Regions from separate parts of the Homo sapiens genome. Here region 2 is linked to region 1. The links are chromatin loops, found by intact Hi-C in ENCODE. Cell type or tissue: HepG2. All regions are shown on one strand. Links, peaks and the distances in the headings refer to the core of each region. The heading gives the core; the rest is flanking DNA. Region 1 has its middle 22 kb from the start of SAMD3. Region 2 holds the start of LOC112267974 (a long non-coding RNA gene).

What was found. A loop is a pair of places that touch in the nucleus more often than their neighbours do. Peaks named below come from ENCODE experiments on the same cell type or tissue, not always from the same donor. Only the 100,000 strongest peaks of a DNase experiment are listed, where the experiment ranks them.
Region 2: a loop joins it to region 1, with 7 times the contacts of the local background. A loop is called at or near these places in 1 of 110 quality-filtered maps.

Annotation. Positions count from the first base shown.
Region 1 is chr6:130,241,961-130,247,350 of GRCh38, forward strand. It overlaps a transcript of SAMD3 not described here. Among named protein-coding and RNA genes, the nearest start is that of SAMD3, 22 kb to the left of the region's middle. In HepG2, for the core only: no CTCF peak of the experiment used is centred there; no DNase peak of the experiment used is centred there.
Region 2 is chr6:130,305,895-130,311,284 of GRCh38, forward strand. It overlaps LOC112267974 (a long non-coding RNA gene), which reads left to right and starts at 2,587. Exons shown (of 3, transcript XR_002956398.2): 1 at 2,587-2,697; 2 at 3,973-4,083. It also overlaps a transcript of SAMD3 not described here. In HepG2, for the core only: no CTCF peak of the experiment used is centred there; a DNase peak (open chromatin) is centred at 2,257.

The sequences.
Region 1 (5,390 bases), core at 237-5,236:
TATTTAAGAGACCTGATATTTTTCAGGATCAAATCCATTCGTTTAATGTAGCTCTGAAAATATGGCAGGAAATTCAGTCCTGACTCCTACCAAACATACTACCGCCACCAGCAGCAACAAAAAACAGTGGAAAACTTTAAGGATAAGTGTCAATATTATCTGTTATGATTCTTTAGCTACTCATATTATAACCTTTTAATGCAACAGTATCTAAAGCCTATCAAGGGAGAATAGGTTGGCAATTTTTTTTTCTATAAAGGGCCAAAGAATAAATATTTTAGGTTTTGTTGGCTAGACAGTGTCTGTCTCAGCCACTCAACTCTGCTATTGTAGTACAAACACTGTCATAGATAATATGTCAATAAGTGAGTGTGGATGTGTTTGAATAAAACTTTATTTACAAAAACAGGCAGTAGGCCAGATTTGGCCCACTGGCAGTAGTTTGCCAATCCCTAAATTATACACGAAAAGTTCTTGTTTTCTAGAACTGGACTGCAGGTAAGGGAAAACACGATCATGGATAAGTAAACAAGACATTTTGGATAGTAATACATGTGAGAAGGGAAGTCAAACAGGTAATACATTAGATGATGAACTGAAAATGAGGGCTATACTTCTTTGATGTTCACAGGGAGGACCTCTCTGAGGAATAAGAAGGAAGTGGCCATGTAAAGATCTGGGAAGAACAGGCTCCAAGCTGAAATTATAGTAATGACTTGTAAAATAATATCCAGAGCTGGCCTGTCCAAAGAGCTCTCCCTCTGCTCAAATCAGGAAGCTGAGGCACAATAAGGACACTGAGATGCACTGTGAGGAGTAAGATGTGGGGAAATGCAGTTGCCAATGGTTTGCCTTCAGCTTAGGAAGCACAGTTAGCTCTGGTGGCTGAGCCGGCATCCCTTTGATAGCTGGAGTCAGGCACTGCCAGGTGAAGAGGGCAAGTCTTGGGGTCAACAGCAGGTGTCAGCTGTGGCCATAGCTCAGCTCCTTCATTGCCTGGGGTATCTCAGGGATTCTGCAATGCAGCCCCATGGTGCAGAAGCATTCATCCACTAGCCTGAGTATAGTTTCACATCACAGAGGCAAAGAGCAACAGCCTCCTCCCAAAGTTGTTCCCCCGCTACAATCCCAAGAGCCTCATCTTTCTTTCACAGCCCACCCACATGTGAAAGGGCACATGACCCAACGGGGACAAGTGCTTGTCAATTATGTCTCTACTGGAATCTCTAACTACTTTTCTGTCCTGGTAAGATGGGTTAGATAAGTGGAAAGGAATTTTAGGTCCTTTTATTTCTCTCTTCCTTAAAAATTTGAGCCTAAGAAGCCTGCTCCCTTCCTCTTCTCTGATCCCACCAGACTTTGCTGAGTCCTTCAAGTAAAGCCTTCTCCTAAGCAGAAGACACCTCTACCTCTACCTCTACCTCCCCATGGCTCACCACCCCTTTGCTAAGAGAGGAAAGAATACAAGACAGAGGGGAAGAGAGAATTGGAACTGACATCTAAAGTACCAGATGCTGTGTATTCCTCAAATATTATTTCACTTAATCTTAGCAATCTCCTTACAAGATAAGTAGCATTTCCATTTTTTCAGGTTAAGAAACAGGCTTAGCAAGGTTTAATAATTTGTGCAAAGTTACATAACTATTAAGTACAGAACTAAAATTTGACCTGAGTTCTTATCGAATTCTAGGCTCTTTCAACTCTGAAAAATACTGACTGTGCTAAATATATATGTATATAATTCTAAGAGCCCTTTAAAAACTATGGGGATCAATGAACTTGGGCGTTTTCCCAAAGGTGGAATAATTGGGAAGAATAGTATCTCTTACGTTACACACACAGACACAAGTGCACAACCATATGCACACACCACAAACACATTATGTAATAAAAAATTTCAAAATGTATCTGCTGCTACTTGAATGTTGTTGTGTTCTCCAACAGTCTCATGAATATATATGTCTGCAACTTTCCACTTGATTTTGGATTTCTTGTTTATGAGCCTAGATAAAAGAGTAGGTAACCCATTAAATTCTCATTAGATAAATGAGTAACAAAATTTTAATCAGTTTGCAAATACAAAAAAGAAGATAGATTTCAAATAATGGCTCTTTTTCTGTGTAAGTAAGACTATTAAATTTGTTCCTAGCAAGTAGAAAGTACATTTTAATTGGGCTATGTAATTTAGTTTTATTGGTTTATTTGATTTAAAGGAAAATATTTCATGCCTGTGACAAAGACAGATAAAACTTCTATTTAAAAGACAATTTGTAGCCCCACTAACCTTAGGATGTGTCATAAAAGCCTGTAAATGATTGAGAAACTTCTCAGCTAGCATTTTTCCATTAGGAAGGCGTCAAGTGTGTTGAAGAACAGGCTCAAGGTCATATGTCTGGGTTTGATCCTTGGCTCCTTCATTCTCTAGCTATGCAATCTCCGGTAAAGTACTTAATATTTCTGTGACTTAGTTTGTTCACCTACAAAATAGCGCAGTAGGGCTGGGCATGGTGGCCCAGCCTTGTAATCCCAGCACTTTGGGAGGCCCAGGCAGGGAGAATCACCTGAACTCAGGAGTTCGAGATCAGCCTGACCAACATGAAGAAAGCCCATCTCTACTAAAAATACAAAAATTAGCCGGGTGTGGTGCTGTGCACCTGCAATCCCAGCTACTCGGGAGGCCGAGGCATGAGAATCGCCTGAACCCAGGAGGTGGAGGTTGCAGTGAGCTGAGATCGTGCCACTGTACTCCAGCCTGGGTGACAGGACGAGCCTGTCTCAAAAAAAAAATAAAAATAAAAATAAAAATAAAAATAAAAATAAAAATAAAGCACAATAGTGTGCAGATGCCATAGGGTTGCTGTAGTGATTAACTGAGATGGTGCTGTAGAATCACATAGAAGAAAGCCATAGAATGATGCTGGGCCCCTAGTGATCCCTCAGTAAATGTTTGCCATTTTTGCTTACAAGACATTTTCTAGGGGAACATTGAAAAGAAGATTGTTAGGACGCATGCATGGAAAGCAGTATTGTGACTGAAGTGTTCTGATGTGCTCGTGGGCTGTATGAATTCTTATACATGGTGAACTCTGTAAAAGTCAACAAATTCATTTGAATTAGGAGTGTTCTGGATGCATATCTATGAATGTTTCTAGGAAAATGTACCACAAGACATTGGAACTACAGCCACGGCACTGCCATTTTCTATAAGAACTAAAGTTGTGTGGAAAGTGCTAGACTACTTTGAATAGTGGTTAAAAGTTGTTTCTGCTGCCAAAGGCAAGTAGAAAATACACTGTGATCAGAAATGTCTAGAAGATTGTAGAAGGACTCTTAGCTTTGGAAAGGAACAAGTAACGTTATTTCAACATGACACTTTTATATTTCATCTTCAGATCTAATTCATAGTTTTCAAAACTCCCACTTTTTTCAGGGTGCCATGTGTTTCCAAGTATAAACAAGGGAAGGAAAGTGTGCTCTCTCACAGCTTCCATGTGTTGACACTCTCAATTCAGACTTACACTGGACTCAAAGAGTGGAATTGATATTCCACTTAGGTTGGAGGTCACTGGCACCTGCCAGGACAAACACTGCTATTGCACTGTGTCTTTTGAAATCTAATAAAGGAAAACTCTCTGAGTGCACATTGGTGGCCGCAACACAATAAGTGAGGCCCCCCAATAAGCTTAAGCTTCTTCTCAACCTTCCTTTGGAGCAGAACCATGTATTGGCCTCAGGGAGTGTAATGAAACTCTTGAAATGTATGTAAAACTCTACATAACAGGGTAGGGCAAGAATTCTATGAGATGCCAACTGAGGTAGCTACTTAAAATTTATTCTAGCCTCTTCCATATCTTAGAGGTGGTGCTCAAATGTTGTACTGCAACATTTTTTTTTCTATTTTGTGGCAAATCATGCGTGTGTCTTCCCTCAGTTACACGAACATAGGAGAAGGTAGGAGGATGGGAAAGGTGCAATAGAAATTTCAATAACTCTGAAATCTGTCACTTACTGAGATTTTGTTCATGCAAAGCCAGTTGCAGGGAAGCATAGATCAATCTGCAAATTGAGTTAGCTGCCCACTTAACAGCCATTCCCCCAGTTGCAAGTATCAGAAGCAATTCAAGCAGTAAATAGAGAAAGTTTATTTAAAAGATGTTCAGAAGTTCATAGAACAATTGGGAATCCTGGAGAACAAAGATCAAGGCTAAGCCTCCAGAAAATATACTAAAAATCAAGACATACAAACATATGAAAAATATAAATATATGTACCTTGTTTTATAGATTTAACTTTAAAACAGTGTAAATATGTTACATAATTATAAACAGTAAAAATTTTGAAAGCCATCTCTAAAAACTGAAAGCAAAATGAAACAAAGGAACACAATAGTATATCAAGTTGGAAGTGTAACCACACAAAAGAGGAATTATTTCAAATAGCTTAAAATCACATTAACTTGACTATACATGACTAGTGGGTACACCCTAAAGACCAAGAAAAACTGATTATAAGCTGTTTTCGGTAATCATGCCTTGGCACTTGTATTGGTATTTTTTTTTTTTTGAGAATGTTGCATGTGTACTAAATGGGTAATTATGTTGATGCTGGAAAACGGTATTTTAGTTGTGGGAAAGAGCATATACAAATGCACAGTTTGGCCGGGCTCATGCTTATAATCCCAGCACTTTGGGAAGCTGAGGCGGGTGGATCACCTGAGGTCAGGAGTTCAAGACCAATCTGGCCAACATGGGAAACCCCATCTCTACAAAAATACAACAATTAGCCGGGCATGATGGTGGGTGCCTGTAATCCCAGCTACTTGGGTGGCTAAGGCAGGAGAATGGTTTGAACCTGGGAACTGGAGGTTGCAGTGAGCCTAGATTGTGCCGTTGCACTCCAGCCTGGGTAACAGAACGAGACTGTCACAATTGAAAAGGTAAATGTGAGTTGGAAATAACATTATGAACATATGATTTATTTTCAATATATATTACTTTAACTACTAAAAAGGCCTAGAAACAATGAGCACTCCTAGAACCCAGATTATTATTTCTAAATACTATTTCCAAAGGAACCAACTCTCCTTGGAGAAATGACTGATTTCCTGTCTAGAGCAAGAAGTGAATAAAATGAACCTGAGACATCCTGCACATTAGAAATAAAAGGAGCTATTAAAGATTATTGTTGTCATGTCAAAGGAGTCAGGAATCATCATGAAAATGTTCCTGGCTGGGTGTGGTGGCTCACGCCCGTAATCCCAACACTTTGAGAGGCCGAGGCGGGCGGATCACCTTAGGTCAGGAGCTCAAGACCAGCCTGACCAACATGGTGAAACCCCATCTCTATTAAAAATACAAAACTTAGCGAAGTATGGTGCACACCTGTAAACC
Region 2 (5,390 bases), core at 67-5,066, 64 kb after region 1:
TTATTTCTCCTATTTCTGAATACTTGGAAGTCCAAGATCAAGATGGCAGCAGATTCAGTGTCCAGTGAGAGCCAGCTTTTGGTTCATAGATGATGCCTTACAATGTGTCCTCACATGGTGGAAGGAAAAGGCAGTTCTCTAGGGTCTCTTTTATAAGGACACTAATCCCACTGATCTAGTTACCTCCCAGAAGCTCCACCTTCCAATACTATCACACTAAGGATTAGGTTTCAACGTATGAATTGGGTAGGGAGTGTACAAACATTCAGACCATAGCAGGACATTTTTACTTAAAAAATATTTACTTTATCAACTATTCTTGGATTATTTAAGCACTAAATTAATCACTGTCTAAGCAGAAAAATATAGGATCATTTTAGACTTGCAAGAAGGTGAAATTTAAAACAGGAAATTAAATTTATTACAAAGTTGTTAGGAGAGTTAGAGGAACAAAAAAGGAAAGATTAATTACCCAATGAAGGTAAATGAGGGTTAGAGAAGCAAAAGAAAAATGATATTACCTGATGCCTATGTTTGCTACGATTCTGAGGCTGCTGTAGCTGGAAGGAAGTTGACTAAGCAGTTACTCTTCTGCTAAGCATCTACTCTCACAGGTGGCTGCCACCATGACAGCTAAATCTACCATGGCTGGTTGAACCGACAGAAATTAGAAACAAATTGCTTCTATTCCACTAACTGTCCAGTCTCTTGTCAGTGCCTCACATTAGCAGGAACAAACAGGAAGCCAGATGGCAAGGAGATTATGAAATATAGCTTGCAGACTTCCAGCCCCAAAGATAAGTGTATACAGGGCAAGTATGGAGTAGAGAGAAAACATTAGACATCACAGTATCAAGATTTATACTAACCTTATAGAATGAGACAGAGAATGTTCTTTCTTTTTCTATTCTTTGAAAGAGTTCATGAACATGAAACTATTAATTAATATTTGCCAGAACCAACTGATAAACCATCTCATCCTGGTGTTTTCTTTCTATAATGATATTTTAAGCTACTGATTAAAGTTTTAACTACTACTTCACTACTGAGGTTCTATTTCTAAAATGTGACAAAAGATGCGGATGATCTAGCTATTGTTCTGACTTATTCTCTCATTCTCTCTGTTTCCTAGCCTTTTTGAATCATTTTAATACATTTTTACTGTATTTTTTGTGCTTCTGGACACACTTTCATGTATCTAAAGAATTCTGTGATATTTGTGAATTCACAAAGATCAAACTTTATACACATATCTAAACTTACACATGGAGTGAAAAGAAGCATTCCCTAAATGTGAGAGATTATACATGGGGTGAATGCAGTTGTGAGCAAGGCTCACAAGGGCATGAGATCTGTGCAGGTCCACAGGGCCGTCTCTTGCACTGTAATGCTCTGCTGTTGCTGTCTTGGAGTTTTTAATTTTTGAACAAGAGGTCCCACATTTTTATTTTGCATGGGTCTCTGAAAAATTACGTAGCTAATCTTTTTGTGAGCATTGGGAGAGATAGATTTGGAGTTAAGCTTTCTTTTCCTTCTTTTCTTTGTAATTAACTGTGAAAATAAGAGTTCTTCAAAGACCTATTAATGGTATTATTCAAATATTCTTTAAGAGAGGAATTAGAATATTGATTTAAGAAACTTAGGTTTATAATTTAATAAAGGAAAATTGGGCTTAATATTGGGGTGGACTGTTCCACAAACCATGGGGAAAATAGAGAATTTTGAAAATCAAATAACTATGATCCTCAGTTCATTTTTATAGAATTTTACTACAGAATTAATTTAGGTCAATTGGTTGCTAATGGTTATGTCCACAAGTTAGAATAAGCTTTTAAAAGCTTTGGTTACAAAATGTAGTAGGCCCACACTTTATTTAACTTAATCATTATAATCAATGTTTTTGTATAAGCAGATAGATGCTGGTCTGAGAGGGTTTAGCATCTATAGAATTTGAGACAGTTGTTTTAGAACCAAAGATTGTAAAAAACCAGTTTGTGTATAGCCAGTTAAGACCTGTGCTTTCATAATATCTTTTGACATAGATGTATGTGGCCAAACATGAGCCAGAAGAGTTTCATCTCACAGGTAGTCTGAGGGCCTCCCATCAAATATTTTAAACTTAAGTTTTTAAAGAACACCCATCATTGGTTAAATGTAGATACCATATAATCCTGGAAGGTTTCTCTCACATTCTGATGCACATTTGGCCTCTCTGAACAAACAAGCTTTTGTTTGACCTTTACTTTATTTGTTTGGGTTTGTTTGGTTTAGCTCTGTTAGTCTTGACTAAATCAGAAACTGGTGTGCATGACTAAGAAATTCCTGGGGTATGAGGGACAGCTTCTCTCTCCAGGAAGTTATAATAATCTTGGAAGGTTTTTAGATGCCTATAAATTCTGGAGAGAGTCGAGGTCCTCATTGTATCTCAACCTCCTCAATTTGGCAAGTTCATAGAATTCTATTCTATTCTATTCTATTCTATTCTATTCTATTCTATTCTATTCTATTCTATTCTATTCTATTCTATTCTATTCTATTCTATTCTTTTGTGTGTGTGTGTAGGAAATGTCCTTGGGGAGAAAGCTCATCTGTAGGCCAACCTAGAAGGTTGGGCCATCCTGGAAATAGCATAATACCCAATTTTGATGGTAACACATTGGACCTTGTAAAAGATAGATAAAATGAATTTCTGGGCTAGTAAGTATTTTCTAGATAACTAGATTAGGACTCTGGAACAAGGGAAGGATAAAGTCTGCCTCAAATCAAGGGGAAAATTTTTTCAGTGAGAAATGAATTGACCCCAATATAGAAGTAAATCAGGATGCTGAAACACTTCTTAGATACTGATTCACAATTGCCATTTTGACCTACCTCCACATAAAAATGGCCCAAGCTACTTGGGAATGAGAGTTATAAATCTACCTTTCATATGTAAAATACCAAAATTAATATCACAATAGCTGAAATTTATTGAGAATGAGTGCATGGTGATCTTTAATGAAATAATTCATAATTCTCTTTAAGACTCATGAAACAGGCATAATTATTATCCTTATTTTAATGAAAAAGAATCAGAGAATTTAAATAACTTCACCAAGTTGGTGAATGGCAAAATCCACACTCATATTTGATCTCTGATAATAAGGTTTGGCTACAACTTTCAGCAGTCTTATTACATAAGTTTGACCCTAGTGAGAAGAGAGCCTTCTCCAAGTTCATTAGACAAGAGACAGAGTATTTCAAGCACTGTAGTCATAACTTAAAAGATGCATGTAGAGTACTTGATATCATCCCTTGCATAGTATAAACAGTCAGAAAATACTACTACTTACAATGTGGGGAAACTAGAATGTGAGGCATAAGAGCATAAATGTTAGATTCCAAATTCTGTGTTTATAACCCAGCTCTAGCTTGTATGACTTTCAGCAAGTTTCACTTTCCTTATCTGTAAAATGGGTATAATAATATCCCCCACTTCACAGGGCTTTTGTGGGAAGCAGATCAGATGGTATTATATTTAATATCATGGCACACAAAACATGCTCAATAAATTGTAGCTACTGTTCTTGAATCCATTATTGTTGTTGCTTTTAAGTCCACAAAGTCAATGCTAGTGCTTTTAAAATCATTGATATCGGCAACTACAGAGTAAAAAAATCAGAACAAGTAGCACAGGTGTGGTCCTCTTGAAGTGCTTAAGTCAAAGCGCATCTAGCCACCAAGCAGTGGAATTGAAAACAGCAAAAAGCCTAACAGTAACCAAGAAGGATGAATTTCCTGGCACCTTACCAGAGGAAAGAAGTAAACTTGAAGGACTTGGGACACCAATTATTTTGCTGAGTGGAGAGTCAGAATCCATTTTCACTGCCATTGCATTTGTTAACTGGTGTCCTTGACTGTCCTCTGCTAGTATCCTGTGCCATTGGGAGGTAAAAGCTCCCTATCTAACACCTTTTTAATTGTATATTTCAGCCTTCCCAGTTTTCTCCTTCCAGCTCAGAAAGCAATCACTTACTAATATCATATGAAGAGAGAGAGAGGGAGAGAGAGAGAAAAACCTTTCTGCAATTTACAAAATTACAGGTAATTCTGTTATTCAATTAAGTTAATACCTGTTTCTGTCTGAGCATAACACTGCATTTCAAATCCAAACCCCAAATGGGCTGCAGATGCATAGAAAAATAAAAGAAGAATCGTGTACACTCATGGTTTCTCTATTCTTACCTTAGAGAATAATATTCTCCCAGAATTTTCTGGCATGCCTATCCATTTGAAACAGAATCCGTTTCAACTGTTTCAAAGAATGCAAAATATCATCACCGTAATTGCTTCTGTATCTTTATGAATATTGTAATATCTGTATTGCAAATGTAATCTTAGTAATCCTATACTGCATTGCCTTTTGAGAAGATTTCATTTCATATATGGTGAGTTTTAAAACCCTCATAAGGAGAATTTTTACTGATAGAAATGCTTTCTATATTTTATTTTATAATTAACCAAAGGAATAATTGGCTTTCCAAGGTTAATTACCTCTGCCTTCTAAAAATACTTTTTGGTTAAAGAAAATATTTGAATTCTTTTTGTTTAAAGAAAGCAAGGCACAATATACCACATTATAACAAAATTCCACACATTGTACGTAGATATAGTTTTGGTTCTGAGCTGGGGAACACAATTTCCTTGAATGTTATAGTTTTTATATTCTATTTTAGTGCTATAATTTTTCCAAGCAATAAATAATGTACTTCTACTGAATTCAAAATTACAGTAAACGTGCTCTCTGCAGATAATTTAACACCTGTGTATTTCTATGCCCTACAACTGCAGACTGCGTATCTCAGAGGCTTAAGGATCTGAATTATATTGCAAAAATAATGAGCTGAAGACTGATTGTAAATGTATATTTATTAACATAGCCACTAATTTTTTCGACTGCAGAGAAGAAATGGATCCTCCAGTGTGAGACCCTCAGTAACTACAGCAATATGTTGGATTTAGTAGGTTTCGATTTTTCAATGATTAAAACTGAAATCACAGCTAATATTCTTTTTCGGGGGATTAAGCAGGGAGAGTGTATCAGCACCAGCCCAATGCGAGGGCACTGGCGAGGTGTACCTTGGATGTATGGCTCCAGCGCTGGGGAGGGCTGAATAGAGAGTAAAGCTGAGCCAGGGCCCTGACAAAGAACCACACATACCGTGCACCACCTCACCTCCTCCCGTAAATCATGCACCTACGGAGGGGAGGAGCTACATTTAAAAAGGATCTTGAATCTTTTATTATAATTGAGCCTTTTCTATTGTGAATATAGATTTTATCCATCCAGCTACCAAAATAGTGTATGTCAGAATCAAAACATATTAGGACTGAAAGTTTATTTAGAAAGC